Linked DNA regions of Mus musculus: region 2 is linked to region 1. The links are chromatin loops, found by intact Hi-C in ENCODE. Cell type or tissue: gastrocnemius. All regions are shown on one strand. Links, peaks and the distances in the headings refer to the core of each region. The heading gives the core; the rest is flanking DNA. Region 1 overlaps Hsf2bp (heat shock transcription factor 2 binding protein). Region 2 overlaps Hsf2bp (heat shock transcription factor 2 binding protein).

Region 1 (15,856 bases), core at 4,396-12,395:
AAGAAAAGCTGCAGTAGCAGCCCCTGCTGCCTACCCTAAGTATCCTGGGGGTGGCGGTTATTAGATGGCCATGAGCGCTTGATCATCCCTTCTGTTCTGAGCACATTCTAAGCAAGTATCTTTGGGCAGATTCTCCTACAATTGCTATGCACAGGTTTCCTTTGTGAGCAGTGTAGGGAGTACCAAAGGACCCAGGCCAGTGACCCTACTCTTCACTGCAAGTCCAATAGGAAATCATGGCCTCCTTAATTTTCTTCTGTATCTAGTAATTTAAAGAAAACCTACTCAGCTAAAAAAATAAAAATATAAATTGAGGTGTATACCTTGCAGGGATTGAACCCTTATGAATTTAAAAAGCAGAGATAAACCAGTAAAGCAACACAGACATGTACTTTCGAGTTTTTAAAACACTCTTCTTGTATTTGTAGAGCTAAGGAGCTTGTTCTTTGTCACCAAAAGCTTATGAGACGGTAGGAAGCCTGGCAGAAGAGCCATCCTGTGCCCATTCCTCCCCACTGAGCCTCTCTGGCTCTGGTGTTAGCACTGGCCTTGGAACCTGTGCTGTCAAGTCTGAGAGCTGATCTGGATCGTGCTCAGAGCCATGTGAAGTCTGGGGATGGACTTGGAGACCTGTCTCTTCTCTACACAGGCTGTGACTGGGAGAGGCCTGTTGTGCGGCAGCTCTGAGCCCAGAGCTGTGTAGCCCATACACCAGCAGTTAAAGCATGGAATCACAAGTCTGTGGCCAAGGAGGAGCGTGAAGAAGGTTGTAGGCTGCCTGCCACACCTGTCCTTCCAGATCTGCTGCGTGTGCTGCTGTGATGTCACACTAAGCAGAGAGGGCTGGCAGGCATCTCTGCAGACTTACAGATTTCCCAAGAAGTCACGACATTAACATTTGCTCTCTGTCTTCCCACAGCATAGCTGCTTCAAGTGTCCCAATAGGAGTTCTTTGACCGATTGATGACCCTGGGATAGCATAGGATGAGGTGTCAGACTCAGTATCCTATCGGAACAGTGTGTGAGCTCTGAAGAATGTGGGGATCCACTGAAAGGTCCTTGGATACTTTCCCAGTGCAGGCTGGGGTGGGAAGGACAGGAAACAATTACTACGTCCAGCTCCGCAAATGCTGTGACTACCACGTTGTTGTTGTCTCTGCTCCAAACATGCTCACATTTAGATTTATGTGCAGATTTACAGTAAGAAGTCAGTATGCGGTATACAATGAAAACTGTCCTTGCGGTTTTAAAAAAGTCACAAAATAAGATTAACATAACATCTCACCATTTTTAATGTAGAATTCAGCAGCATGTCCACCACCACTCTCTGTTTCTAGGACTTCATCTTCATCTCAGACACTAAGGCCCAGTAAATAACATCCCCTTCCCCAAGCTCTGTCTCCTAGGTTTTGGTGTGCCTGGACTGTTTTTGTGTCCGTGAACTTAGCTGGAACGTTTGCCCACTTGGTCTGGGTATTTCCTCTGTGTAACGCTGGGGTTTGTGTGTGTTGAGTATGTGTCAGAGCTTCCTTGTTTTAATGGCTGTACAGCCATGTTCACATGACCACAGTGCATTTCTGCATTTGTTGTCGAACATTTGGGTTCATTCCACCTTTTAGCTACTAGTGAACAAGCCTGCCAAGAACACAAGTGTGCAAAGGTCTGCTTGAGTCCCCACTTTTGATTCTTAGCAGTGAAATTGCTAGATCATGCGGTAACACTGTGTTTTAAGTCTTTTTGCTTGTATAAATAAGTGTGTGTGTGGTTGCACATGCATATGTTCAGGTGCCTATGTGTAAGTTTGGAGGCCTAAAATCGATGTCGGATGTCTTCCTTAGTTCCCGAGGTATATACTTAGGTGGGATCTCTCACCAGACCTGGAGTTTGATGATTCCAGCCAATCCAGCCAGCCAGCTTGCCCTAGGGACACTGTCTCTACCTGCTGGATAATAAGGATTACGGGGAACTGTCACACCCACCTGACTTTTACAGGGATCCTAAGGATCCAGGTTCTGGTCCTCACACTCTCATGGCAAAGTTTTATCCACTGAGCCAAACTGCTGACCACAGAAGCTGCACACAGTCTCTTCTCACCAACAGCAGTGCAAGAGTCTTCATCTACACACTCTTTGCTGTTTCTTTCTTACCAATTGACCATTCATGGTAGTAGCCGTGATGCAGGTCTCACTGTGGTCTTTTCTTCCCCAGCGCTGCATGCTGCCTATAGTGACCATTGCTGTGGCTGCCTTGGCAGCAGGTCTGTTGAGGCCCTTGAGATATTTTTGAATTGAACTATTGTTTTCTGTGGCAGAGCTGCAGGGTTTCCACATGTTCAGGATCCCTGATCAGACTGAGGGCTTGCCGGTGCTTGCCGCCATTTCGTAGGACATCTTCACTGCAGTGTCCTCTAACATGGAGGAGCTGTCCCTTTCCATCATGGCCAGCTTCTGTTTCTATCTACATCTTACTCTCAGCGTCTTTGAGATCACCAAATCTGCAGTCATGAGGGAAGCCCTCCCTTGCTTTCATGTGACTTTTATGGTCTTATCTCTTTGCTTTAGAGCTTTCATCCACTCTGAGGGTTTTGTTTTTGTTTTGAGATGAGAGTATCACTATATTGCCCAGTGTAACTTGGAGCTCCTGGACCTAAGCAGTCCTCCAATCTCAACATCTTGAGTAACCGAGGAAGCTGCCACCATGCCCAGCTCGTGCATATGGTATAAGGTAGAGGGCTGGGTGTGTGGATATCCAGTTTTCCAAATAGCGTGTTCAACTTTGTCGTTGTCATTTCAACACATCATAACAAATGTGATTTTCAGAGCTCAGAAAGTGGTGGTGTATATTTTGCCTTCTGGGTTTTAAACACTTTAGCTCCATGAGTAGCCCTTTTTATAAGGATTATAGACTGTGCCCAGAGGGGCTCCCTGACTTGCCTCTTGCTCCTCTCAGAGGTGAGCCTAATGTTCCCGGCACAGTGACTGACAGTTGGCAAAGTGACGCCTGCCCACATAGTCAGCATGGCTTTTCATTGAAGGCATTTTTATAGCTCCAGCTTCATGCAGAATACTTCTGTGACTGTCCACGAAGAAGATTCCAGGCAGCAAGAGGAGGCAGGAGGCCAGAGAGTACTCGTGGAGGGCCTGCAGAGGGAGGGTGAGCTACAGTGCAGCTGACCCTGTGGTGGATGCTGTAAAAGAGCTGGCTGTGGGAAGGCGGGGTGGGGAGACCTTGGATTTACACTTGAATATAAGAAGATTAAGGATTTAAGCATTAAATGGGCTCTCTCTCTCTCTCTCTCTCTCTCTCTCTCTCTTTTTCCTCTCTCTCTCTGATAGTGATGCCCTTTCCTACTTGCTGTGAGCTGATGTCCACAAATCCCTCCCAGGATAAAGGCCTCTTCTTCCTTGGTACCCAGGGAGCCAGGGCGCTGATGAATGAAGCTGGACTAGGCAGTGAGGGCAGCCCCAAGAGGGTGCAGGGAGGGTGGGAAGGCTTAAGCCAGCCTGGGCCTGGTGCCTTTTCTTTCCAAGGTGAATCACAGTCACGTGATAGCATTCTCCAAGGAGCAGGTATCACAGGTAAAGGCCACATGCTTCTGAGCAGCCAAGGCCGTGAGTTGTGATACACTAGACATTTCTCTCTTCTCCCTCACATATTCCCCTTGCATTTGATGGGCCTGTGAGGCCAGGAGACGGGTTTAAAGCCCTGTGTATTCTTGAGACCAGCCCTGTGTTACCAGTGTGACTGTGTTTTGGCTGTAGACCAAGTGTACGTGCTCAGACACTCTGTCAGTTCTGTAGAAGTGGTGGCAAGTTATCATTGTCCTGCAGGACTGACCTAAAGTCCCTACCTCACAAGATTCCAGCCAGCTGCCACTTATATTACCAGCAACTCACTGACCACCAGGGCCCTGAACCCAGGCTGGCCTCAAGTGGAGCACCATCCCTCCTGCTGTCTCGGTTCCTGGCTTCCTTGCCTCCTAAAGCCTCCCTTTTTATCTAGTGTTCTGGAAAGAATCCCATTTCTGGGGGTTGCCAGGAAAAAGCTTTATTCAGGTTATACTAGAATCTCAATGGAAACAAATAAACCCTGGGCCTAGGCCTAGGGTTCAGGCTTTGGGGTAAGAGTGGTGTCCGAGGTTCATGCACCTGCCAGCTGGCTAGCTCCAGGGCCCTGTCTATCCTGTTGACGTCATTAGCACAGGAGACTCCCAGCAAGGAACAAAGCTGCCTGTACTCTTGGGCTCTTGATCCTATCATCTTGTCTCAGGAAACCCTTGACTAAGGTCCAGGCAGGTGAAAAGCCTTCCTGTTTGTCACATACAACTCGGGGCCAAGCAGTCCCCTTTGGCATTAATTCCTGCCCTAGAGGGCATACTGCATCCAGTGTCGCTTGCATAAGCCATGCTGCAGTTTCTCTTTCCCAAAATGTGTTATGGGTACCTTCCTTAGCACATAGTTCATTATTTCCCAGTCCTCCAGAACATTCTGGCCTGGGCCATGCCCTCCTCAGCCTGTGGAGATGTAGCTTTCACTTCAGAAGAGGCAAGAGCTTTGGTGCTGGGAGAGCGCCGTGTCCTTCCCAGGGACTGCTGTGCAGACTTGGGAGACGCTGTCTCCTCTCTGAGTGTTTGTGGCTGGGACTGAACTCTGACCTTATCGAGAACAGGCAATGCTGGGCCATAGGTGCCCAGTTCCTGCCACATGAAGTGGCCTCACCACCAAGGAAGACAAGAAAGGCAGGCGGGCAGCATTTATGCTTTGGGGTGACCAGGGTTAAGGAATGTGGGCACCAAGAACAACCAGCAAGTGTTGAGCTTACCTCTCAGTTCCTTATAAATGTGCACGTGCTATGCTTTAGGATATCACTGAGCCTAGCCGCCATACCACCCTTCAAATAGCATGCCTTGTGGAAAAGCAGAACATTTCCTGAGACCCCAGACCTCTCCGTCCATAGCCACTGGCTCCTGCACCACAGCTGGCCAAGTGCCCCCCAAAAGAAATATCCCAAGACATCCTCCAAGAGGCATCCCCAGGATATGGCATGCTCTCTCATGGTCTCACAGAGGTCTGCTCTCATTACCTGAGTTGTGAGTGACAACATGGGAGGCACGGCCTTCTCAGGGTGTGAGGGTACGCAGTCCTCAGCAGCCTCACGCCATGCCGGTGGTGTCTGGAGGCTTTATCTGGAGTAGATTTGTGAAAATGGGTTGTAGGTATATGTCATCTCATACAATAGGAGAGCCCCACCCCAACCCCGGCCAACACCAGTTGGCCAGTGCCTCCAGTTCCCTCAGGCCTCTCACGTTCTAAGCGGGACAGGTTTTTGTACTAAGAAAATCGGGTAGCTCTCAGAACATCAGAACTGAGAAGGCAGTGTAGTGTGCACACCAGCTATCCCTCGTCACCTTGGAAAGCCGTGGTTTTGCCCATCAGTTTCCCCCGACTCGCACTGTTTAGGTATCTGCTGAAAATCTACCGGTATGTTGTTGGCATAGCAAACACAAAGGTGGGAGCAGGCCTCCAGCCAAGGACAACACAGTGAAGGAATGTGGTCCGCCTCGCTGCCCAGCCATGGATCAGGTCACTGCCCCAGATCTGGCCTGTGGACATATCTGAGAGTTCACTTGGCTCCCCGAGGTATTGCAGCATCTCCTGGGGTATTTCCAAGGGTACCTCTGTCATCTACCCTCAGTCCCCAGAGAGTACAACTGGGAGAGTTCTGCAGACTCTGGCTAAGCAGTTCAGAGACTGTACTCCAGAACTCCCCTCCCTGGAACTGCAAGCATCTGTCTCTTAGGCAGTTACAGACACTCCTGGGTCTGCTCACTTTCTCCAGCCACTCCTGTGCCCAGGTGGGCTTGAAGCTCTCTGGAGCCTCTCCTAGTTATCTCCAATGGGACAGAGTAGAGGGAGGACACCCCCAACCCCTAGTCAGCAGCTTCCAAAAGGATGTCCATATTTGGTGCAGGCCCCGGAAGTTCCCTGAAGACAGAGCCTCTGCTGTCCATGGACATGGATGGCTGGAGACCTGACCTTTGAGACCGGCCTCCCTTTCTCTCTGGTTCTCTGGCCCACTCCCTCCCTGGGGTTTCCTAAGTTCAGCAGAGCTGCCTGTGCAGGAGTCTTGCTTGCCTCTGGCTTTTCTCTGGGAGAAGCCAGGTCATCTGAGAGAAAGTTGAGTTACATTCCTGCCTGATGCAGGTCAGGGTGTGTGTTCCTGGCCATCCAGCCCTCGCTATGTAATTTCTACCCGAGGCAGGATAGATCGTCCGTGAGTCAGTGAGTGAGAGTAAGGGGAATGCACGCAGTGCAGTGAACAGGTGTGTCAGTGAGCCAGCGCTCCAGCGGGCTAGACTGAAAACAGAGTGATTTAGAAAGTCGTGGCTCAGGCCCAGCGTGGTCACAGTGCTTCCCAAGAGCCTGGCATGTAGGCAGGCCAAGCTGGCTGGAGCACTGGGCTGGTCTCAGGCAAGCCTCCCCATGTGGATGGCAAATCCAAGGAGTGATTGTAATTGGGGAGGAAGCTGAAGGTTCGAGACCAAGTTCTAGAAAGACTGGGCTGGGGTTTGCATCACACCCACACGGTCCTTGTCATCATCAGATGATGCATTAAGGGTTCACCACGTACAGAGATGGGGGTCACAGGGAAAGGGCCTACAAGCTAGGTCATGCTGTGTGATGTCTTGATTTGTATTCTGAGAAATAAATAGATTTATTATTATCAGAGAATATTATTATCTATTATTATCAGAGAATATTATTATCTGATAATATTATTATCAGAGAATGGGGTGGGTGGGGAAAGAACATCCTGGGAAGAAATGGGGTGTGTTCCCTCATGGTGTCACAGGGCCAGTCTAGTGGTTTCTGTTTCTTCTAACCAGATTGACTTGGCCATCCAGGGTCTGAGTACCGAGCCTACCAGGTGTTGCTGAACGGAAGGCATGCGGGTAGAGGCCAGAAGACAGCCCTGGGTGGGAGTCCTCTCTTTCCAGTTTGTTTGAGACTGGTTCTCTTACATTTCTGCTCCTGTACTATGTACACCAGGCTCCCTAGCCTGCAGGCATCTGGGGATTGTCCCATTTCTGCCTCCCATCCCTCCATGAAAGTATTGGGAGTTATTAGATGCAGCCTACTATGCCCAACTTTTTGTTGGTCGAGGGACTCCAGCTCAGGCCCTCACACTTGGTGGCAAATGCTTTACCCACAGAGCCGTCTCCCCAGCCTCTCTCTCCCTTCTATAGTGTCAGATAGATTTTGTGTTCTGGGAAGACAGACAGCTTGTGGAGATTGAATTTTTCGGACTCCATCATCCATGGAACCCACCCTTCCATCCGATGTAGAGGATTTATCCTGTGAAAGGACACGTGTGCATTGACATGTGTAGATTGGAATTCACAGGGAGACTCTTTCACTGGAAAGAGTGCTTCCCCGGGAACCTGCTCTTCATACACACTGAGGCATGATCTGAAGTGAGGGCTCTATAGGCACACGCTTGTGGCAAAGGGACCCCAAGTCACTCATCCTGTGGCCCTGTGACTTCCTGTGGCCAGTGGAAGTGGCTCAGAGACAAAATACCCACTCCACTTCCTGATCTGTATCACTGTGGCTTCCACCATTTGGTGGCAGTGTTGGGAGCCCTGAACCCCAGGTGGCCTTTCCAGTTTAGCCTGCTCCTTGGTATGTCGTCCCTCTGGAAGACCTCTTAAGCACACTGTCTGCCCTTTCCTGTCCTCTGCTCACTGGCTTTAGATCCCTCTCCGGCCAGCCAGATATCAGTGTTGTCTAGCAATGCTAGGTCCTGGAGTAGCATAGTCCTGTCTCTCTGGGCTGCTCCAAGCAGCTGGACTGCAGCTGGGGGCTGCTGCTGCTGCTGGAACCCAGACTGTGACCCAGCACATGCGCTTTGTCACTCTCACTTCTTTCCTTCCACACAGCAGCATCTCTCCACCTCCCTAGCAGCCCTCCACTGGGCCTTGATGTAAGCAGGCACTCTGGATGAAGGTCTCTTCCCCGAGCCCTGGCGCCTGTCTTTCCTGTTTCCTCCCTATCCCCGTCTCTCCAAGTGTTCTTCCTCTCACACTAACCTGCCATCTCCCTGTGCTTTGTGGACTGTCTTCCATCTTTGGGTATCCCAGTATAGACACTGTCTCCTCAGGCTCACATCTAAGTAAAAAGCCCCCTCAAGCGGAGTCTTTTTCTAGCACCCTGGGACGCTAAGTGGGGCTGGCTCATACCCTAGGCACTGGCCTCTGGCTAAGATTTCAGTCCATAATGGATAGGGCAGTTGGGGTCTGGGGAGCAAGGCAGAGGCAGAAACCTGGTGTAAGGGGCTGCCTCCTTCCTCAGAGAAGCCTGGGGGTGCTCAGGGCCCCTGTCACTTGAAGCTTGGCGATTGAACTAACTACTTGCCAGGTGCCTTCCAGAGGTACACCTCCCAGGTATCACATGGTTAGTTGCTCTCTTTTTGTTTTGTTTGTGATACCAAGGATCCAGTGAAGGGCCTTATGAGTGCTGGGCAAGTGCTCTACCATTGCAATGTATCTTCAGGCCATTTTATCCTTTGTGTTAAGACAGTGTCTTGCTGTGTTTGCTAGACTGACTTTGAACTAGCTGTATAGGTTAGTTAGACCTTGAACTCCTGCTTCAGCTTCCCAAGTCTGGTTCTGCTCCTTGTGGGACCAGTGCACTGTGCAGGATGGAGGGGTGGAGAAACCTTGAACTCAGAGCATTTTTTTAAATGGGGTAAGAAGGCACAGAGGGAGACCATGGCGAGGCCTCCCTTCTTCCTCCCTTACTTCCATGCTGTGCCCAAGCCATGATGTTTTCCTAGGATGGGCAAGCCATTTAAACAGTAAGTGCTTTGATGCCAGGCTGTTGAGCACTCAGCCTCTTGGGCGTCTGAAAGATTTACCACAGCAGTCAGCAGGATGGAAAGGAACTGTGTCCTCCGTCCTGCTCCTAGCCTGCACAGGCTCCCTCCCTGGCACTGGGATGCTTTTGGAGGTTCTGAGCTGTTGGCTGGGTGCCAGATGTGGCTAGGTACAGAAGGCAGTGCCCAGGTAACAGCTGTATTCTGAAAGTCCCTTCTGATTCCCAGGACCCCCAAGACCAGGGCTTCTCAACTGGAGGTTCTAGGTACAGCCCAAAGCCCTGCCCAGGAACTCCATCAAAAGAATGGCATTTACTCTTCATTAAAGAAACTGCATGGCTCGGCTGGTGTCAGGAGGTAGGGCAGGCAGCAAGCCCTGGTACTAGGGGCAATGCAGGGGTGTGAGAGGATGGCAGGGAGTACCCAACTTTGCAGTAAGGAGACCGGAGCCCCAGAGATGTAGGGAGACCATAGAATGTCTGCTAGAGGAGAGATCGAGTAGTATATTACAGCTCTATACAATGCCCTCAGGGTGTAGCTGACATGGGGCAAGGCTGCCTGATCTGACCAGATGTGCTGGGGCAAGGCCCTGACCACAGCAGCACACAGTTCACTGACTGTTCCCAGATGTGTGCTCTGTGTAGACAGGCCCTACTGTCCTTTACCCCAGCACAGCGTGATGAAGGGTTACAACTGGATGAGGCCACAGATGAGGCCAGGCTGCTGTATGTGATTCATGCTGCAGCTCTGGGGTTGTCTGTGTGCCCCTCAGGTGGTCTGGGCTCCTGTAGGGAGCCTGGACCTGTGCTCTTGGCTGCTGTTTTGTTGTGGCTCCCTGTGGATAGCACTTGCTCTTCCTGCCATGCTGCAGCATGGAGTTGCTCTAGAAGGTGAGTGGGAGCCTGGCCAGGCCACAGCTGCCACAGTGTCTGTCGGTTACCCAGGGTGCTGATGCAGCTGCTGCCCAGGGCTTCCATGGCGTCTGTCCTGAGTGTCTGTGGGCCTGCTGGTCACATCCCTAAGGATAGGCTGGCGCTTTACCTCTAGGCAGCTCTAACCTCCCAGAGCTCTCTCAGGCCTCTCCTTAGGGCCATATATCTTGCTGACTGAGCCAGCCAGCCCTGACCCAGCATTTTCTGCCCTTCCTGCTATACTGTGTCCTCTGAGTATTCCCAGCTAATGTGGCCTAGCTCAGATATGGTTCATTTGAGGAGAGCACCTTAGGACCCCTCTATTTTTTAAAGAGGTCAGGGTCCTGGATTCTAGGTGTCATGGGGCAAGAGGGTCCCTCAGAGTTCCACTTGAAGCCTCTCATGATAAAAATATTCCGTAAGTACATTCTGCTAGTAAAGGGGTTGAGGGTGGCCTGTGTGTTACCCACCTACAGGGCCTCTCAGGACTTATAAGAGCTGCAGGGAAAGGGTCACTAGAACCCAGAGCTTGTTGATGAAGACAGCAGGTTTAGCAAAAATCATTACAAGAAGCTGGGGCATCACGGAGGATGACTACGAGCCAGCCTGCACTTCATAGTGGTTTCCAGACCAGTCTAAACTATAGAATGAGGTCCCATCTCAGGAAGTTGCCACCTCCATCACCTAAGTTTTGGGGATCATTGTGGAAGAGAAGGCAGGAAGAGCACACCAGTTGGTTATCCCATACCAAATGGTCAGCCCTGAAAGCATGCATATGAGTAAAATTATTCAGACTGAACAGGTCGCTCTTATGTATTTAGGAACCCACACAGTATACAGGAGGGCATAGAAGGAGGAAAGGGAAGTGGAAAATGATGTAATTATGTTATAGTTTCAAAAAGAAAGAGAAATAAATTTTAAACATTCACACAGAGGGATGGAGAGGCTCAGTTGGAAAGCACCTGCTACTTTTCCAGAATTTGGTTTTCAGCATTCATGTGGGAAGTTCCACTTGTCACCTTAGCTCCAAAGGATCCCACATCCCTTTCTGGCCTCCAGAAGCACCTGTGCTGACATGTGCACATACCAGAATGAAGAGTGAGTTCTGGCTGGAACCTGTCCGCTGGGCCTCTGACCTTGACATCAAGCCCCACCTCTGTGTGTTGGAGGCCCATTGTTCTCTGTCCTCAAAGCAGCCCACATGCTGCTGTGACTGCCACATAGAGATGAGAGCTGTTGCTGGGCCTGCATGACCTGGGCTGCTGCTGGTGGTAGCAAGACCACTAGCTTGCTTGGGGGTAGGGGAGGTGCCTTATCCCTCCTCCCCCTCCCCTGTACCAAGACTGTGAGTCTGTCTTCTTGGATTCTCTGCAGCCTAGGATGTGCAAGGTCATCTCAGCTATGGTGGGTGTTACCCTTGCTTATGTTGGGTTTTGATTTTGGTAAAATGTATACAAAACATACAATCAGTCATTTCTAAGGACACAACTTAAGATGTCGAGCACGTTCACGCCATGGAGCAGCTGTCAACCCATATGTCTCTAGATGCTTTCTGCAATATAAAATTAAAACTCTGGCTCGGTTGAGCAGTAGCTGCCCTCTCTTCATGTTTGCTGTGAAAGCAGGTGAAATCTGGGTGTGGCTTACCTGCTAACTAGGAAGGCCAAAGATGGAAGCAAACAGCAGTCTGTCATAGTTAGCGTTTCTATGGCTGTGATAAAACACCACAACCAAAAAGAGGGATGGGTTTATGTTTAAATGCTTAGGTCACACTCCATCACTGAAGAAAGTCAAGCAGGAACTGAAGCAGAGAACTTGGAGGGGTGCTGCTTACTGGCTTGCTCCTCATGGCTTGCTTAGCCTGCTTTCTTTTTTGTTTGTTTTTGTTTTTTTGGGTTTTTTTTCGAGACAGGGTTTCTCTGTGTAGCTCTGGCTGTCCTGGAACTCACTCTGTAGACCAGGCTGTCCTCAAACTCAGAAATTCACCTGCCTCTGCCTTCCAAGTGCTGGGATTAAAGGCGTGTGCCACCACTGCCCAGCCCTCAGCCTGCTTTCTTATAGAAAGAACCCAGGACCACCAGCCCAGGGATGGCCCTGCCCACAATGGGCTGGACCCTTCCCCATCAATCATTACTCAAGACTCTACCCCACAAAATTGCCTACAGGCTGATCTTCTTATGAAGACATTTTCTTTTTTTCCCCCGGATGTGCTAAGTTTGTATCATGTTGACAAAATCTAACCAGCACAGTGCTAAAGCCGGAAGCTGGGCACACAAGAACCTTTGCTATTACAAGGAAATTGAGCAGGTGACCTAGGCCAACCCATAGAGATAGCTTTGGCTTCCTAGAATGCTTCTGGTACTTTCTCCTAGGACTCAGATGGGCACCACAGGAGCCTTTATAATTCTCCACAGAAACATAAAACTGAGCTTATAGCTAGGACCAGAAGACATCAAACAAACAAACAAATAAAAAAATAAAGTGTGCTGACACCAGCACAGCAGAGGTCATTCCTCAAGGTGACACTTTCTAAAGTAGATGCTGAGTAAGGGCCCAGATTTGGGGACATTGCCCACAGGCAGGGCCCACGAAGGCACAAACTGTGTTTCCTCACTCCAGCTTGTTGCTGGCAGCTGGGGGTTCCTAAGGCCACCTCAAAGGCTTCCAAGACACAGCCCTCCTTTCAGGGGAGGAAACAGCACCTTCCTGCAGCTGCCTACCCCAAACAACAAAGACCCAACAATGGCCTGAACTTACAGGTCTTGCTCTGGGGCAGCAGCCTTGGTCCTCAGCTTCTGTCCCTCATCTGCCTACCCAAATCAGTGTTGGAGGCTGAAGCATATTCTTCTGTCTCCCAGGGGCAGCCAGGGTGACTCTCCAAGGGCCAGCTAACCTCTAAGGCACGGAGAGCTCTCAGGGTCAGAGCTCAGCCCCACCCACTCCTGACAGGCCAGTGAAGGGTCACAAGGACTTCATGGGACACCCACACCTACATGGTCCCTCAGTGGACAGTGCTGCTAGTTGCCTGAGTCCCAGCCCATGAATTTGGTAGAGAAGCATGCTTTGTGGCAGTTTCCATGCCTGGGGGCTGGGCCGAGCTGATGGAGACAGGGCCTTCTGGCTGGAACCTGGGAACAGGAGAGTCTGCCCCTGGGGTGGGGGGAGACCCCGGGGAGTTTTCACCTGTCAGGGTTGAATTTGAAACTTTAGGAAGGCACTTGCCAATGCTCAGACATGGCCCACAAGGAATAAACAGGCCCCCTGTGCAGCTAGTAGGCAGTGCCAGACACCTTTTGCCCAAGTTCTTTGCCTCTAGTAGTTTTTGGGTCCAAGGGTAGGATGCCGGGAACCTGGTTTTCCAGTCTGTCAGAGAGCAAGAACCAGGAAGAAAGACGTGTGTCTCTTCCCATTGGTTGGGAAAATCAGTTTGTAGCAGGGTAAGCTTGCAGTCTGCCCTGAGGCTCAGGCCACTTCCAAGATCCCTTCTCTATCTGAGTTCCTGCGGCTCGGGAACAATGACGGGAGGCCCTCAGTTCTCTAGGGAGGTTTTGCCAGGAATCCTGTGTCCAGGAAACACAGATCCATGCCAGAAGTAAAGCGGGGAGCAGCCTGGACTGCTCTACTGGGGCTGCCTGTGACCTTACGGAACAGAAGCTGGCAGCCTGCGGAGCTGACTGCCTGGCTAAGTCCTGTGCCTCCCTTACCCCAGGGAACCACTGCCTGGAGGTGCTTTCCTCGGCCCTCAGGATAGTGAGCAGGGTTCCTGGAACTAGCCCAGGGAGAACCATCCATCCAGGGCCTGGGGCTGTGGGTGGAGGGCCCTGTTGGTCCCCAGGAGAGATACTCAGCCTTCCAGAAAATCCCAGTCATCAAGGTTTGGTGAAACCCTGACCTCAAAAGGAAAGATTGAATTCAGGCTCTGGCAGGAGGGAGGAAGTATTCCCAATTTGGGCTTGCCAGTCAGAATCAACTACACAGATCAATCCACTCACAGGAAAAGCATGTGTGTGGGACCAGCTGGGCTGTGCAGATAGAGTCCTGTCTCCCTCCAAGCTTTGATCCCAGGCTGTGAGGTGAGACAGTCTCTGAGTCTCTGGGTCTCTGCGTCTTTCCTCCTAAGGTTCCTATATAGAGGGGATAGGAGGCTGGGTCCCTGCCCAACAGAGTGCCCTGTCTGGTGTCCCAGTGTCCACATGGGCTGTCAGGCAAGAGAGCCTCTAAGTGGATAACCAGGAGCCTTTTCCTTACGACGCTGCTGGTTCCTCTGTCCCCTGGTGGATGCTGCTCTGTGGTCAGTGTCGGAGAGGCTAGACTAGTAAGGCCTGGCCAAGGGACATTATCATCTACAGGTTTTAAGACTGAGGCAGAAAGCCGGGCGTGGTGGCGTACGCCTCTAATCCCAGCACTCCGGAGGCAGAGGCAAGCAGATTTCTGAGTTCGAGGCCAGCCTGGTCTCCAAAGTGAGTTCCAGGACAGCCAGGGCTACACAGAGAAACCCTGTCTCAAAAAACCTAAAAACCAAACCAAAACAAAAAGAGACTGAGGCAGAAAAAGAACTGGACCAGGAGGAAGGGCCAGGGAAAAATATCCATGCAAAACATGGGTCACCTCTGAAGGAGAGGTGGGCTAAGGAGTCCCAGAAACAGGGGACTCCAGACCTGTGGAGACCAAAGAAGCTGGCCCCGAAGTGCCTGTACTTCAAGGAGAACCTCCATGTGGGCAGCTGTGACAGGTGTCTGGCTTTCCTAGCTGCCTCTCACCCTTAAATAGGCACCCATGCAAACACAAGGGACAGAGTGAGACAGGCAAAGTCCGAATGGGACAGAGCCAGCAACTGAATGAGTCGCTCAGTAATACACTACTGCCAGGTGAGAGCTAAGGCAGGAATGGGGACAGGCTAGAGATGGCACCCACAAAGGCCTCAAGTTCCTGGAAGGCCAGGGGCCTTGGGGGACTGTGCCAAACTGGCAGGGTAGGAGGGTTCAGGCTCCCTTGTGGGGTTGCTGTCCCCATTGCTTAATTATCAAGTGGTCAGCAGCAGGCGGGGTCGGTGACCTCCCATGCTAGTCTGGTGTGGCCTGATCCCCCAACCAAGGCATGTGATTGGCAAATGACTGATGATGGCCTTAGTCCGTGACCAATGGTAGGCAGAGGCGGTCTCTCTAGTTCTCCAACTAGGAACTGTTCCAGGAACACAGACGCCGCCCCTCTCTACTTCTAGGCATGGGAAGGGATTGGACTGGGCTATCTGCTTGCTGACCAGGGTCTCAGAGATCTGCGAGTTATAAATGGACCAGAGCAGCTGCTGCCACAGCACCCAGAGCAACAAACCCAAAAGCCCCGTGGCCCCACCTGCCCTCCTGCGAGCTGGAGGCTGCCTGGGCCTTGCCCTTTTAAGGACATCTCTGGTCAACCCCTCCATTGCTGTGGTTCTAGCCACAATGAGATCCTGGCGGGAGACAAGGCTCTCCTCTTGTGGAAGGAAGCTCTTCCTGGCTGCATTGCACTGCCTCATACTGCATGGACTCCGATTTGGGAGTGAGAGACCAGCAGCTCAGGGGACACTGCTCTAGGTTTGCAGAAGTGGCAGACACTGTGTGGGCCACACTGGTGCTGGTGTCAGAGGTTCTGAGCTCTGTCTGTCTGGAGTCCTAGGTTGGGGTTCAACACATGCCCCGTGACTCTGTGCACTTCTTGCCAGATTCAAGACACCCTGATGGCTGGAAATCCATCAGTGCTTAGCCTTGCAGGAGGCCCTGAGGCAGAAGGAAGGTTTTTGGGGAGACCTGGTAAGAGGCTATAGCAAAGGGTGCCTTGCCAGAATACCAGTGCCTCATGGCACTGCACCAGGTTAGTGGTGACAGAGTTACAGAAAGAACGGAGTTGCTGGGAAGAGATAAAGCTTTAGGAGGCTCCAGGAGAGTACTACCGTCCATCCCCAACCCCCACACCGCAGTGCCACTGGCTGCCAGACCCTATGAGAGCTAGGATAAGGAGGGCTTGTGGATAGGGATGCTCCAAGTATCTGTGGTCCATATCTCAGCTGTCTAACACACAGGGGAGTCACATTG
Region 2 (15,856 bases), core at 2,895-10,894, 70 kb before region 1:
CACTTGGGACCCAAGCCACCTCTAGTTTTCTCTTTACTTAAATGGATGAATTTAGCTTTTTGCAGTTATCCTTCATAAGCTGTAAAACAGCCGTGTGTTCTTCTGTAAGCTTGGAACTTAACTGTTTAGATGTGAATTGTGACTCATAAGGGCTAGAATTCTGAATGCTTTCTCTTTAATAAATATCATTGTGAAAGAACATGTGATAGAGGTTTTTGAGATTGAATGCTAGTATCTGTTTTCTTGTTATATTTTGTAAATTTAGGAGAAGTTGGCTCTTCGACAGCAGCTGAATGAGGCAAAACAGCAGCTCCTCCAGCAGGCAGAGTATTGCACACAAATGGGAGCTGTCACCTGTACCCTCCTCTGGGGGGTTTCCAGCAGCGAGGAGGTCGTCAAAACCATTCTAGGAGGAGTAAGTTGTCTAGCACTGTTGAATGTGCCTGTGACTAGAAGAGGCAGTGTGTCTGCTGTGACATTGACTGTTGAGGCCTGCCATGCTGCAGACTTGCAAGTTCATTCACCAGATGGTGACCAGATGCCTGCTGTGTTCAGTGTGTCACCTGGTGCTCTGGGGATGTGTGAAATTAAGTACCATGTTCTGTCCCAGTAACCAAGAAGAGTTTTTGTATATTAACCACTTAATGTATGCATAGAGATCTAATGGCATTCATAGTGCTCATGTGTGTTTTACCTCATGGGTAAGACAGAAATTAAACAGGTTGTATTATTTGACATATTTATGTAACCTAGTATATTGTATTATATGTATGTATGTTAGGGATTTCCCATAAGGAGAAGAATTTGAAATTGTCCTTGATGAGTAGATAAGAATGGCAGAAGTGGTAAGGATACTTTAAGAAGCAGTCAAAACAACGGTATAGAGTGGCCCGAAGGGAATGGTAGCACAGACCTTTAATCCCAGCACCCAGGAGGAAGAGGCGGAGGATCTCTGAGTTTGAGACTAGTCTGCTCTACAGAGCAAGCCTAGGATAGCAGGGCTACATGGAGAAACTCTGTTTCAAAAAAACCAAACAAGACAAAAAAGGTAGGAGTGAGAAGTATGTCTTCCTTTTGGATAGAGGGGAGGGAGATCATATGACCTAGTGGAGGGCTCCTATCCTGAAGCAGCGGGCAAGTGCTTTGAATGAAGGAGTGATAGGACATGGATAAATATAGGAAATTAACATGATGATGAGCGAGTGAGGGTTAGGGGTGAGGCTGCAGCACTCTGCAGGGCAGATGGGGAGGGAGGAGGCATGTGGGAGCTGTGTGAGTAAACAGGTGTGGTGTCAGGGTGAGGTGACAGCTGAGGGAAGAAAGCACCAGCACACACTGGGTGCGTCTGATTCTGGGGGAAGGAATAGAAGTGGAGAGGAAGGTATCTGGCAGAAATCCAGAGATACATTAGTCACCTCTTAGAGGACACACACAGTGGTAGGTCTTAAGGGACCCCAAGGAAGGTCTTAAGTGTCCTTTAAACGTTTGTTGAGCTTTACTAAAGTGTAATATTCAGGACTGCATGAGACTTTGCCTTAAAAATAAAGATGATTTCCATGTTGTAGTTTTCCCACTGGACTTAAGTGGTTCGCTGAGTTCTTAGAAACCTTGCAGAGCTGGGAGCTCATCCCCACTCTCAGACTATCCTGCCACCCAAGGCGCTCCTTTGTGATGTTCTCGAAGGTTTGCTTTTCTGTTTTTGCATTCTAAAATGTGCCCTGGTTTTAAGTAAATCTTGACAGTTTTATACACACATACACACATATGCATGCACAGTGTATCTCAGTCACATAACCCACGTCCCCTTCAACTTCCTATGCCCACTTCCTTTTTTTATCTATATGTCACTAAGGCCATTAGTGCTGCCTGCGTATGGCTGGGTGTAGGGCCATCCACTAGAGCATGGGCCTACCAGTGCCCACAGTCCTGAAGAGCACCGACTCCAGCAGCCATAAATTGTCAGTCACTCCTCTGTGAGGCACAGTACCTCATAAGCCCATCTCTCCTCTGTCTCCGTGCACTGTGGACTGGCTTGCTTTGTGCAGGTAGCACAGCTGCCGGGAGTCACAAGTGCAGTGGTCCTGTCATGGCCAGGGAACAGCATTTGCAGCACTCCTTTTATCCTCCAAGTCCAGCATTCTTTCCATGCAGTCTTCTGTGATGTTCCCCGAGCCTGGGTGTATGGGGTTAATGCAGATGTCTCCTTAAGGGGTGAACACTCAAAAGTCACTTATTCTGCTGCTGTGGCCAGGTATGACTGTCAGCATCGACTGTGTCCCTTCCTGGTTGAATGGTGGCACAGGCTTCTCTATGATTGCTTCTGTAATTACACCCTGTTTCTCTTCTATATAGCTTGCCCGTTCTGGTGTTGTTACCCAGGATTCTTTGGAAAGATGTGACAGTTCTATCTTTTTTATCTTTCAGGACAAAGCATTGAAGTTTTTCAACATAACTGGCCAGACGATGGAGAGTTTTGTGAAGTCATTGGATGGGGATGTCAAGGAGGTTGATTCTGATGAAAATCAATTTGTCTTTGCACTGGCTGGAATTGTAACAAGTAGGTAACTTTTCAGATACAGCGCTGTATATCAGGGTTGGTAATTACAGGGGTGTGTGCGCGCGTGTGTGTCTGAAGGACAATGTTCACACTGGAGTCTATCTCAGTAAGCTGGGAGAGGTGTCAGGTGTATATAGTATAGGAAAGCACCCCAAGGGCTTATGGTCACTATCACTTAGAAGTAACTGATCTAAAGGAAACCCAGGTTTGTTTGGTTGCTATTTATTGTTTTGCTACCAAACTGATCTTCCAGTCTTGCACACAGCAAACACTCTCCCGGTTGCTTTTCATCTTTTTGAAGTTCTGGGAGTTTGAATAAAACCATGTGGCAGTGAATATCCCAGATAGGATGTGAAGCTGTAGCCTTCCATAATCAGCCTTCCACAGCAGCTGGGCTGGCTTGGTAAACATTCGCTCTTCTTTGTTGGGATTGGCTGACAGGGCCTTGAGCATCTGCGCCGGGTTGAGAATGCTTGTCCCATGTCTCTACCTGTAAGTCCCAGTCTCTTTCCTTAGGCACTTCACAGCCAGCCTTAGGTTTCTGATGTATTCAAGAAAAGCTGTGATGTTTTAGAAGACTCCTTCCCTTCCCTGGGGAAGAATGGAGCCGTTTTTTTTAAAGATTTATTTAATATTATATCTAAGTACACTGTATCTGTCTTCAAATGCACCAGAAGAGGGCATCAGATCTCATTATGGATGGTTGTGAGCCACCATGTGGTTGCTGGGATTTGAACTCAGGACCTTCGGAAGAGCAGTCGGTGCTCTTAACCACTGAGCCATCTCTCCAGCCCTACCACAGCAACTCTTATAAAAGAAAGCATGTAACTGGGGTTGGCTGTGTATGCATATGTTTAGGTAAACTGATACTAGTATCATTCTTTATGACCTTTCAGATATTTTTGCTGTTATTTCACCCCCTTTCTTCTCCCTCTCCATCTTTAATTACTTCCTCCCCCGCAACTGTTCTGCAACAGGCTGGGGTTCCTGCAGTGGAGGCGGCTCTGAGAGGTGGTGATCTTTCAGGAGGGCCATGCACAGCATATTCTCTCTTGGCGTTGTCATGCTGTGCAGAGGGGTATCCATGTACTGTAGGATGTTTATGATATTTCTACACTCTCTATTCTATGGGTATAGCAGACAAGGGTAACGAATGTCTGCAGAGGTTGTGGAGACAAAGTTATCCCGTGCCCCTGGTGCACAGTCTGACTTTTCATACACACAGATAGAAACTTCATGTTCTGGGGTTGGTTCCAAGAGGTGGCTTGCTGAATGGTGCTGTGAGATCACTGAAGGCTTGTTCGTTTCTTTATTCAATGGGTGTGACTCTGGTGTCTTTGATATAACTCAATCATGTAAGTTTTGGAAAAATTGGCACCCGTATACTCAGTTTCTTATATAAAACTCTCCTACTTGTCTTGCAGAGTTTTCTTGCTAACATTCTTCAGTTAGTGGAGCTGGCCCTATACAATGGATTGGAGTTTTTATTAGAAGCTTGTGTTTTTCTTTAGCTGGGACAGTGAGGCAGTCACATAGTCAGTATACTGTGAAGGATCAGGTATGGACTGTACACAGTAACACTGCACAGGGCTGCATGTGTCCTCAGTGGGTATGTGTATTTCAGTTTAAGACGTGGGAGTTGGCTTTGCAGATGAAGGCAGATCAGAGCTTCACCTTTATGGATGAGACTCTGGAAATCCAGATGTGCTGCTCTCTGTTCTGGGGAGAGTTTGGCTGCAGGAAGGTTGCAGAGAGGGCTGTCGTGGGGTTAGGTTAGGTACTTGTCTTAGTCACTGTTCTACTGCTGTGAAGAGACACCATGACTAAGGCAACTCTTAAAAAGAAAGCATTTAATTGGGGCTGGCTTACAGCTTTAGAGGATTAGTCCATTGCAGAGACCATGGCAACATGGATGGGGCTGGAGCAGTAGCAGAGAGCTACATCCTGATCCACAGGCAGAGGATGGGGGAGGGAGGAAAGAGAGAGGAAGGAAGGAAAAGAACCTCAAAGCCCACCCCTAGTGACACTTCCTCCAACAAAGCCACACCTCCTAATCCTATTAATCCTTCTGAAGTAGTGCCATTCCTGATGACTGAACATTCACATGTATGAGCCCACTGGGGCCATTCTTATTCACCCCACCACAGTACTACCATGACATGCAGATAAAGATTTTGTTTCTTGTTTGTGGGGACTCCACACCATCCACCGTTAGGATTTTCAGTAGATAATGCTGAAAGAGTTGCAAGAGCAACAAGTGCTCTGAACTACCAAGCCATCTCTGCAGCACCCACCGAGTGTGTCTATAATTCTCTATTATATGTATGTGTGCATGTGTGTGTTGCAGAGTGTGTGAGGAGATCAGAACAGAACTAACTACAGTTGATGGAGTCAGTACTGTAAGCAGATGAGATATTCCACTGACCTGTATCCCTCCCTAGGATAGATTTTGTTAGCCAAGGGGAGGCAGGCAGGCTGCTGCTGCCCCATCCCCTTCCATTTTAGCCTCCTTGGTTACTTACCTTCATCATTTTGCATCATGCCTCCTTCTTAGTCCTGACAGAAGACTCTATAGAGAGGTGCATTGTGTGCTGGACTTACTGATGAGTCCTTATAGCTCTGTGTGAATACTGGTAGGGTGGCCAGTCCTGGCTGTACCAGTCATGGGGCCAGTGACTGGTCTGGTTCCATGCTCACTTGCAGAGTCTGAGGGTATGAAAAGATGTGTTTACTGATCACAGTCAGGTAGAACGTTCAGGAGAATGTTGAGGTTCAGGTTTCATGTTCTACCTTTGATGCCGTATGATTCCCATTTCATGTCATAGTTAAAAGTCATTAGTCCATGCCTGATCCCCCAGCAAGACCAGTCGTCAGCTCCGCGTTCTTCTTGGACCAGGTAGCTATTGGTCTGGTTTTCTGGGGCATGGGGCTGCAGACACCCAGGTCCACGTGCTTCCTCCCACGGTTATGGCATGACTTCCTGATGTGTAGTTGCTCTGACCCTTGTCAGGTCCTCACTCAGTACCATGTGAACTCTGCAAGCAGCACTGTGGTTCAGTGCTTATTGGTTACTTGCTCTCCTTGGATCTGTAAAGAGAAAGTCAAGGAGTATACTTTCTAAGTAGGATTTTCCAGAATGTGAAGCACCCATGATTTCTTAGGAAAAAAAATCACCACCGTCACCATCAGCAGCAGCACTGTCCCCATCAGCACCGTGTGTGTGAGAGACAGCGGCAGAAATAGAGTGAAAGTGCAGGTATGTTGATGCCATGATGTGTGCGTGCATGTGTGGTGATACGCGCATGGAGCTGTTCCTCTTCGTCTGCCACTGTGTGCTCTGGGCTGCGCCTGCAATCGTGATGCTTTGTTCTGTCTTCTGCAGATGTTGCCGCCATTGCGTGTGGTCGTGAATTCTTGGTGAATTCCAGCCGGGTGCTCCTGGACACCATGTTGCAGCTGCTGGGGGACTTAAAGCCTGGCCAGTGCACCAAACTCAAAGTGTAAGTAGAGAACAGCTCAGTCTCTCAACTTGCACAGCGCTTGGAATGTGCTGATGGAGCATCCGTAAACAGTTGATCCAGCAGTTCTAACAAACCAGGAGGCAGGACTTAAGGAATGTAGTATCTCTTCAGATGATATTTTATCTAATTTTAATTGAGAGAGGGCTAATGTGTAGCACAAGCTGGCCTTGAACTCATGTTCCTCCTGCTTTAGCCTGCTGGCTGTTGGGTCAAATAGTATTTCAGAAAAAAACCCATAAATCAAGAAAAGGAATATTTACCCCTTAGTGAACCCTAAATATTTCAGGGCTGTGTTACTAGTGGCCCCAGGATGAGCTTCAGTAGGTGTGTGCTATGGGCAGTATAAACTTTAATCATTGTAACAAATCAGGCCAGACTTCCACTTACTATCTCAGTTTTGTTTGTAGGTCAGTGTCTGAGTTGGCTTGACCAGGTCCTCTGCTGGTTGCTGGGTGCTGGGTGCTGGGTGCTGGGTGCTGCGTGGTGCTCAGCTGGGTCCTTGGAGGAGGCTCTGAAGAATCTGCTTTCCTGTTGTAGTCTACCGGCTGAGTAGCAGGCCAGCTGAATCCTGTCCAGGGCTGACTGCTCTTCCTCACATGGCCCCACTGTCATGCCACAGTGCTTCTCAGAATTGGCATCTGTATTAGTTTCTTTTCTGGTTGCTGTGACACAAGCAGTTTAAAGAAGGAAGGCGTTGTTTATGCTCACACTTTAAGGGTGCGGTCAGTCCCTCGTCCAGGGAAGGCATTGTGGCAGGAGTGTGAGGCAGCTGGTCACATGGCTTCCATGCTCAGGAAACAGGGAAAATTCTGACACTCAGCTGGGTTTCTCCTTTTGAAAAGTATTTTTAACTCCTTCTTTATGTGTGTGCACGTGTGTGCTCCTCATGAATTTGTGTGCGCGGTATAGCATGCACATGGAGCTTAGAGGATGACTAATGGACATCAGTTCTCTCTGCTATGTGGGCTCCAAGAGTTCAACACAGACCAGTCAGTCTTTTTTATTTTATTTTGTTTTGTTTTTCGAGATAGGGTTTCTCTGTGTAGCCCTGGCTGTCCTGAAATTCACTCTGTAGACCAGGCTGGCCTTGAACTCAGAAATCTGCCTGCCTCTGCCTCCCAAGTGCTGGGATTAAAGGCGTGCGCCAGCATTGCCCAGCTTAGGCCAGTCAGTCTTGGTGGGAACTATTTACCTGTTATACCATCTCACCAGCCCACTCTATCCCCTTATTCAGTCCAGGACCCCAGACCATAGAGTGGTACCGCTTATATTCAGAGTGAGTCTTCCTTCCAAACCTTCTGGAAACACCCTCAGAGTTGCCTTTCCATGTTAATTCTAAATCCGGTTGAGCTGATCATGATTATCCATCACAGTGTGTATCACACTTGTTCTGTTGTTCCCAGCCAGAGAGACAGCTCTGCTCTCTGTGGGCTCATGTGTGTAGATTAGACATATTGGATAAACCTGTTTAATCAGCTCAGTGCCTGCTGATTAGTAACTGTGATTGCATCTGCAGAACCTCCTTTGCCATGTAATTTAACTTTATCAGAGTATGATGTATATATAGTCTTGGGGAATAGGACGGGAAGTCTTTTTTCCTTTTTGGGGGGACAGTGCTGGAAATGGAATCTAGTGCTTTTCACAGCAAACATTCCTGTGCTAACATATAGACCCATGGCAGAACGCTTTGGGGGTTATTAGTGTTCTTCCTGTGGTGTGTTTTTCCGACTGTATGCCTATGTATTACAGGTTTCTCTTACTTAGTTCAGGAGCCCCTTAAATCTCTGTGGCAGATACTTCCAGCCTCTGTGCCATCTTGGCCTTGGCGTCTCTTATATTTTCCCATGAAGTGAGATTTTCTTTTTCTCTTTGTATGCTGAATAATTTTGGATGCATCCTGGGCATTTGAGATATGTCAGAAGCCTCATGTTTAAAGCCTTTGGAAGATTCAACAGTGCATTGGATTTGAGCCACAAGTCACATGTTGTTTCAGTATCAGCCCCATGTCTGTAATGTTTCAACCTGCTGTTTCCCAGGCCAGTGGAACTGCCCTGTGTGTCTTCTGGTGCCACACAGGGGCTGGTTAGCGGCCCAGAGACTATGCTGTGTATGATGAGGTGAGACTGGGAATTTAGAAGTATCTCTCTGAGGTCCCTTCCTGAACTGCTGACTCTCCATAGTGCTCTTAGTGCTCTGGTGTTCCCCAGCTGGAATGCAGAGGCTTGGTGTGGTCTAGAGTATTACTGTGGCTGCTGCTTAACTGCCTGCAGCTACCAAGGTCCTTCAAGGTGGGGAAACATCCCCTTCTGCAGCATCTGAATTGCCTGAGGCTCCTACTATTACTGTGGCTACCAGAAGAATCCCCCTTTCTTCTACTCAGACAGAGAGAGCCTTCTGTGCAGTCTGAGTGCAGGCCAATGGGAGCTGGTGGTTTGGTCCTTCATGCTCTGCTTCCATTTCCTCAGCTCATGTGCTGCTCACCAATCATGGTCTCAGTAGCTGCTCCATGCATTGTGTTCAGTGGAGAGAGGATCCATGGTGATACCCTGTGTAAGCCACATAGCAGTCTGCACTAGTGTTTTATGCTGACATGTCTATGTGCATGAACAATGCATGCTGTAATGTGACATGTAGTTTTCTTTGTAATAGCATTAAAACTTGACTGTGGATCTTATCTGTTTCTTGGGGGATGGGGGGCGTGTCTCAAAAATTGCAGAATCCTAATGTTGAGATCACCTTTCTCTGCTTGAGGGGACATTTGGAATATTTTTAATTTCTCTACATATACACTGCTACAATGAACATTTGGTAAATATTTACTTGTGGAGCTGTGTGTTAGTTTCTGTAGGAGTTTCCCCAGAAGTGGGATTTTTGAGAAGTGGCACCCATGCAGATGTAAGATGCTGCTATTGTACTGTCTCCTACACCCTGTCAGCATTTTGTTATTTATTCCTATGGAGAGTATATGTGTCATCAGTCAGTTGGCCAGCCATTCACCCAGCTGCGTCCCTCCTCTGACTTGGAATACCAGTGAGGTGGCATGTTTTTTGCATGCTCATCCCATTAAGTCTTCTCTGTGAATCACCTGTCTGTATCCTTCTCTGTTTCCTGCTAAGCTGTTTCCACAGTGATGTGCTGGTGTCTGTGTGGGCTCTGGGTGTTGATTCATTGCCTTCTTTTCTTCTGTGGTCTCTATAAGTGTTCATGGACCAATTAATCTCTCCTTCAGCTTCCCAGCAAGCATTGTGTGAGGGCTGCTTCTTTGCTTCCCTTCTTTGGCCTCTATTCTTGTGGGTCTTAGTAAGCACATGTTGGTGGTAGTGATGGTGGACCTGCTGCAGAACCATCAGATTGACTTCCCTTCCCAGCAGCCTTCCAGGATTGTACACAGTCAGCTTCTATCTCCTCCACTGAAGTCCCTTTGCTGTTGACAGTAGTCTGAGTCCACTTAAATAGGGCCTTTGCTATGCTGTGCTGAGATTTTTGGCATGTCTGTGATTCACTTCTCTCCTGGGGCTTTTGCTCTTATCACTTTACCATCAAAGGATACTCACTTTCAGAGTTGTGCCTCAGGGCTAGAGATGGGTCCAGCTTTCTCCCAGCTGGTTTTTAACTGTAAAACTTTCTTTATGGTTCAGTTGTTATGGTGGTTTGAATGAGAATGGCCCCTTGTGCTTGAATGTGTGACCCTAGTTAGTGGAACTGTTTGGGAAGGATTAGGAGGTGTGGCCTCATCTGATGAAATGTGTCACTAGGGGTTGGTTTTGAGATTTTAAAAGTCTACAACTGTCCCAGGTAGCTGTCTCTTTGCCTTGAGTTTGAGTCAGATCACATCCTTCTATTCCACTTGCCACTCACTTTAACTATAGTCCTAGATAATGGTGGGCAGAAATCTTGTTACAGCCTGAGTGCTATGCCTTCAGGTTCCTTCCATCAAATAATTCCATTGATTTTGAATCCAGCCTCTCTCAAGCTCTCAGGACTGGAACAATACAACTAGAGTCTTTGCCAAAATGTAATGTGAGGGGCTTTGTTATGTTACTTTTTTTGGAGAGATGTGAACAAATGTCTGCTCCCCCAGACAGGGCGCTGATTAGCTTAGTGAACCTAAATGTTTTGGGTTGCTTACTGAAACATGGATGAGTCAAAGGCAGCTGCATACCTGAGTTCTGACGCCAGCATGGGTGATGACTCACAGGAGCTGTGTGTCTTCACTTCCCTGGACAACCTGGAGGCAGCGGGCTGATCCTCCAGCAGTTGCCAGTGCTGATGTAACCTTGGGGAGAGGCTCTCCTGAGTTTCAGGAACTTCCCAAGAGTGTGTTTGTTACTTCCTGAGTTTTTCTTCCCCTGCTGTCATGTGACACTAGTATTTCCATTTGACCCTTGATGGAATCAGGCAACCCAAAACTCTTGCTTCATATTAGACATGTGAAATTTTTTAGCCTTTTAAAGGTGATACTCAGTTGAAAAGCATGAGGGAGAAGCAACACACTCATTGGACACACTAAGGCTTTGGCCTAGTTGGTAGAAGACCTGCTTTTAGCACATAGGAGGCCTACCCTGTCACCATACAAATCAGGCATAGAGGCGCATGCCTGCACTTCACACTCTGGATATAGAGGTGGGGAATCAGAACAGAAGTTCAAGGTCACCCTCAGTTATATAGAGTTCAAGGCAGCATAGGCTATACAAGATTCTGTCTCAAAGCAAACAGATAATAAAAATAGCAGCCCTCACTCTGACTATTCCAGACTTGTTGTCTTTAGCCAATAAGAGCTTCCACGAGAAGGGTCTTAAAGCAATCCACATATGGCTGAAAGATATGTCTTCCAGAGAACGAGAAAGACATGATCCAATCACAGAGGTGGGCTGTCTCTTCATGACATGTAGATTCCAGGAATTTGGCTGTGAAGGCCCTGAGGCTCCACCAGGTCAGTACTTCCACTGATTTCCACCCAGGTGCTAACACTGAGGAGGATAAGAAAACAGTAACTTCATGGAGAAGGACTAGGTGGATCTGAAACTCTGAGATGTGTTTCTGCAGTTCACCATTTGTGACTAGAAATGGCCCTGCAGAGCCTGTCCTCCCTCCTACTTTCATCTGACCAACATGCAGTTTGTTCTGAAACCCATCTCATTGAAACACAGTATCTGCCACTTAGGTGCCATTCAGGGAGAGGATGTTCCCTTTGCCAGGATTGCAACCCAGTCCGTACCTGGGGTAGAACATTCAGCTGAGAACCAAGTGGTCACTTGGGAACAGGTCTTTCCAGGAGTCCTATTCCATGTCACCTGTCAGGGGTCTCTTCCCTACAGGTGTGGGGCACGTTAAACTCAGCTATCAGCTACCCTTTTCCATGACTTCTGTCTTAGTGTCTTAGTTAGGGTTTTACTGCTGTGAACAGACACCATGACCAACGCAAGTCTTATAAAAAAAAGCAACATTTAATTGGGGCTGGCTTACAGGTTCAGAGGTTCGTCCATTATCATCAAGGTGGGAGCATGGCAGTATCCAGGCAAGCATGGCACAGGTAGAGCTGAGAGTTCTATGTCTTCATCCAAAGGCTACTAGTGGAAGACTGACTTCCAGGCAACTAGGGTGAGAGTCTTAAGCCCACACCCACAGTGACACACCTATTCCAACCAGGTCACACCTCCAAATGGTGCCACTCCCTGGTCCAAGAATATACAAACCATAACATTCTACTCCCTGGCCCTCATAGACTTGTTCAAAAACATGAGCCTATGGGGGCCATACTTAAACATAGCGTAATGCAAAATGCATTTAGTCCAACTTTCAAAGTTCTCATAGTCTATAGCAGTCTCAACATGTTAAAAGTCCACAGTTCAAGGTCTTTTCTGAGATTCATCCAACTAATTAACTGTAATCCCCAAAGCAAGGTAGGAAACCAGCTGGGCAAAGTCCAAGTCCAAACTCTGCATCTCCATGGCTGATGTCAAAGCAGTCTTCAGATCTCCACTCCGTTTTCATCTTTGTTGACTGCAACAAACTGCTTTCTCCTGGGCTGGTTCCATTCCGTTAGCAGCTTTCCTCAGCATGTATCCCATGGCTCTGGCATCTTTAACATCTTTGAGTCTCCAAGGCAATTTCAATGTTACAGCTTCTTGTTTCCGTGTCTGGGATTCCACTTGATCTTTTGGACTCCTCCTAAGGGCTGGCATCACTTCTCCAGCTCTGCCCTCTGTAGCACTCTAAGCTCAGGTTGATCCACTCCACTATAGCTGCTGTTCTTGGTGATCATCCCATGATACTGACATCTCCAATACACTGGGGTGTTCCACTCCAACTAGGCTTCACCAATAGCCTATCATAGGCTCTCTTCATGGTGCCAAGCCTCAAATCCTTGCACAACCCCTTTAGTCCTGGCCCATCAACTACAGCTGAGGCTATACCTTCTCCAATGGCCTTCCATGACCTCTCACAGTGCCAAGCCTCAGCTGTTCTTCATGACACCTTCATGCCTTCAAAACCAGTACCACCTGGGTGATTCTTACACATTACCAAGTCCAGCTGCAGCATGAGGTACAACCTTGGCTATCTCTGGAACACAGCTTCTTTGTGCTTCCAGAAAACAGTTCCCAGAAGATTTCACCTCAGTGATGCTGGTCTCTTCCTAATCACTGCTAATTCCTTAGCTCCAGCTAACCAGCATCAATTGTCCCAGTAGTTCTTTCCATTCTTAATTCTAGAGCCAGAGCCACATGGCTGAAGCTGCCGAGTTCTGCTGCTTGCAGGAATTAGAACATGACCCCCTTGTACTATTACATTGTCACTGGATTTCTGTTTTCCAAATCCTTCTCTGCCTAAGCTTGGCTATCCTGGGTCTTGCTCTGTAGATTGGCATGCCTGTCTCCTGGGATTAAAAGTGTATAACACCATGCCTGGATCTAAATTTAGCTGGGTAGGATCTTGCTCCAAGATCCCACTTCCTTAATCTGTTATCTCCTAGAACACCGATTTTGCTCCATTTCAGTTCCTGGTACTCCTTTAATACTCGAACCATATATTTTATATTTTAACTTTCTAAGCTTGCTATGCTTGTTCAAACTTCTCTTCATAAGACTTAACCAGAACGCCTTTAATCCCAGAGCTCGGGAGGCAGAGGCAGGCGAATTTGAGTTCGAGGCCAGCCTGGTCTACAAAGTGAGTTCCAGGACAGCCAGGGCTACACAGAGAAACCCTGTCTCAAAAACAAAAACAAAAAAACAACAAAAAAAGACTTAACCAGAGAACAAAGTCTCCGCTGAGCTTTTTTGAAACTTCCTTTGTCAGTGCAATTAATCTGAGTCGCTTTACCTTAGCCTCAGGCAGACTTTTCAGTCAAGGGCAAAAAGTAGCCACATTCTTCACCGAACTACCACAAAAACAGACTTTATGCCACATTCTGAAATTCTTCTCCTTTGAAATCTCTTGGGTCAGGTCAACACAATTCAGATTACTCCCAGCAACAAAGTCTTCCATATTCCTATTAGGATGACCCATTAAGCCCCATTTAAAGCATTCCACTGCTTTCCAAATCCAAAGTCCCCAAATCCACATTCTTTCAAATAAAAGCATGGTCAGGCCTATCACAGCAATACCCCAGTCCCTGGTACCAACTATTGTCTTAGGGTTTTACTGCTGTGAACAGACACCATGACCAAGGCAAGTCTTATAAAAAAAGCAACATTCAATTGGGGCTGGCTTACAGGTTCAGAGGTTCAGTACATTATCATCAAAGTAGGAACATGGTAGCATCCAGGCAGGCAGGGTGCAGGAGGACCTGAGAGTTCTACATCTCCATCTGAAGGCTGCTTAGCAGAATACTGACTTCCAGGCAGCTAGGATGAAGGTCTTAAGCCCCCACACGCAGTGACACACCCATTCCAACAAGGCCACACCTCCTAACAGTGCCTCTCCCTGGGCCAAGCATATTCAAAGCTTCACAGCATCCCTAACGACCTTAGTTCTTTCCTTTAAGTTCCATCCTCTGGAAGTTTCACCACCTCCCAGTACTGCCACAGGCTGGCATCCAGTTTTACACATGGTCTCTGGGCAACATTGAGGGTCCAAACTATAGCAGCTGTTTTTGAGAAAAAAACTGATACTACAGTACCACGTGTGGATTTATAACCAGAGAGCTAGTGTTGGTCTGCTCTCTTTGTGTTACATAGTGATGAGTCTTAACATACAGGTAGTGGTTTAGAACCCCACCAGTCATAAGTCACAGTTTTAGGTTCTTACTTGACAGGGATGGGGGGCCCCAAATCTAAATAAAGATGTAAAATAGTTAATGACTAGGGCTGAGGCTGGCTCAGTGGTAGAGCATCTGGCTGCTAAGGATACACAAGGTCCTGGGATTGTCCCTGTGCAGTCGGAAAATATACCTCCTTGTTGTGTTCCCATTTAGAAATGAGCAGACCTCTAACTGTAGGCTTCTGTCAGGAATGAGCTGACCAGGACTAGGTATGTAGGGTAGTGGTGGAACATTGCCCACTGTGTGTAAGTGCTGGGTCCTATCTCCAGTACTCTGGCTAGAAGATTACACAGCTTAACCAGTTCGTTCTCAGCTTACATGCTGTCTTTGATGAGAAACTTGTTTCTGTGCCTTAAAATTGGTCAGTGATGCCAACTTGTCTGCTGGGTTCAGCTGGCTGAGGATGACTGGAGTCTAGAATCTGTGTCTGTTTGTGGTACCGGGTGTTCACTGTTGTTCCTTGATGGAGCAGGAAGGTGGTTCATGTCATCACTTTCACCTCAGGTGACTCACTTGCAGGTCTGACTGGTCAAGAGCAAGGGAGTGCTTTCTGTCCTGTCTCAGGCCTCCTCCGTTTCATTAAGCAGAATTACCTGGGTGGCTTTCCAAGCTCACCCCTCTCATTTAAAACAATTTTTCTTTTAAACCTCATGGTATATCAGAACACTTCTGTCACAGAAGATTTGTTTTAGTAAGGAATCCAGGTTGATAGCTAAGCACTTTAAGGGCATAAAGTTAACAGTAGACAGGTCTTGCAACATGTTTGTTTTCTGTCTTGCCTTTATTCCTTGTGTTCTTAATGTCAGCTGTGTTTATAACAGGATCAGGGGAACAGATATTGGGCCGCTTGACAATCAGAAACTTGATACATCATTCACAAACAGTTTTTGTTGGAATAGAAATGTCATATGGAGAAATCATTTGCACAAGAAGCAAGAGTATTCTGGGTTGGTGTAGTAACTCTTTCATGACCTAGAGGTCTCTGGCTTCTGTGACATGTACCCTGGCAGTGACCTGGGGCTCAGGTCTCTCAAAATTACCTTGGTTTCATTTTAGCTTCTTAAGGACAACTGATCTGGGGACAAATATGAAAATTCAAAGACAGTTATGATATATGAGTAAATTTTACCATTTTGAGGTTGCATGACAGTTAGTGCCAAATCGCCCGGACACTTTGCCCAGGTTTCTCTGAACCATATTCATCCTCATATGGTAGCATTGCCTTTTGAGGTCTAGAGAAGATTGGCTGGTTCATTATCATGCTATAAAACAGAAGGTGAAAGGTGTTTTGGGCTTGGTGGGTCACACTCTTGCTGTTACTCAGTCCTGCTCTTGTGACCTTCATAAAAGCAGCTATGGGGCATAGTTTAAGGCTTGTGATGGTGCGTTTAATGATCTGAAGTAGAGGCTTTCCCCTTCTGGAGACCCTGGGTAGAGACTCCAGGAAAGCCAGTCTCAGGACTGATGTCTCTAGGAGCACTACATTTGAGCAGCCCTAAGACCCACCACATAGTTTGT

Evidence for each region. Peaks named below come from ENCODE experiments on the same cell type or tissue, not always from the same donor. Only the 100,000 strongest peaks of a DNase experiment are listed, where the experiment ranks them.
Region 2: it touches region 1 in a loop (2.2-fold over the local background); 5 of 42 quality-filtered maps call a loop at or near these places.

The regions. Positions count from the first base shown.
Region 1 is chr17:31,929,231-31,945,086 of GRCm38, reverse strand. Hsf2bp (heat shock transcription factor 2 binding protein) reads left to right here. Exons shown (of 8, transcript NM_028902.1): 8 at 1-318. Among named protein-coding and RNA genes, the nearest start is that of Gm30571, 25 kb to the right of the region's middle. In gastrocnemius, for the core only: a CTCF peak has its summit at 7,608; no DNase peak of the experiment used is centred there; H3K27ac peaks cover 6,141 bases.
Region 2 is chr17:31,997,877-32,013,732 of GRCm38, reverse strand. It overlaps Hsf2bp (heat shock transcription factor 2 binding protein), which reads left to right. Exons shown (of 8, transcript NM_028902.1): 4 at 266-415; 5 at 2,425-2,557; 6 at 5,940-6,057. Among named protein-coding and RNA genes, the nearest start is that of Hsf2bp, 29 kb to the left of the region's middle. In gastrocnemius, for the core only: no CTCF peak of the experiment used is centred there; no DNase peak of the experiment used is centred there; H3K27ac peaks cover 1,273 bases.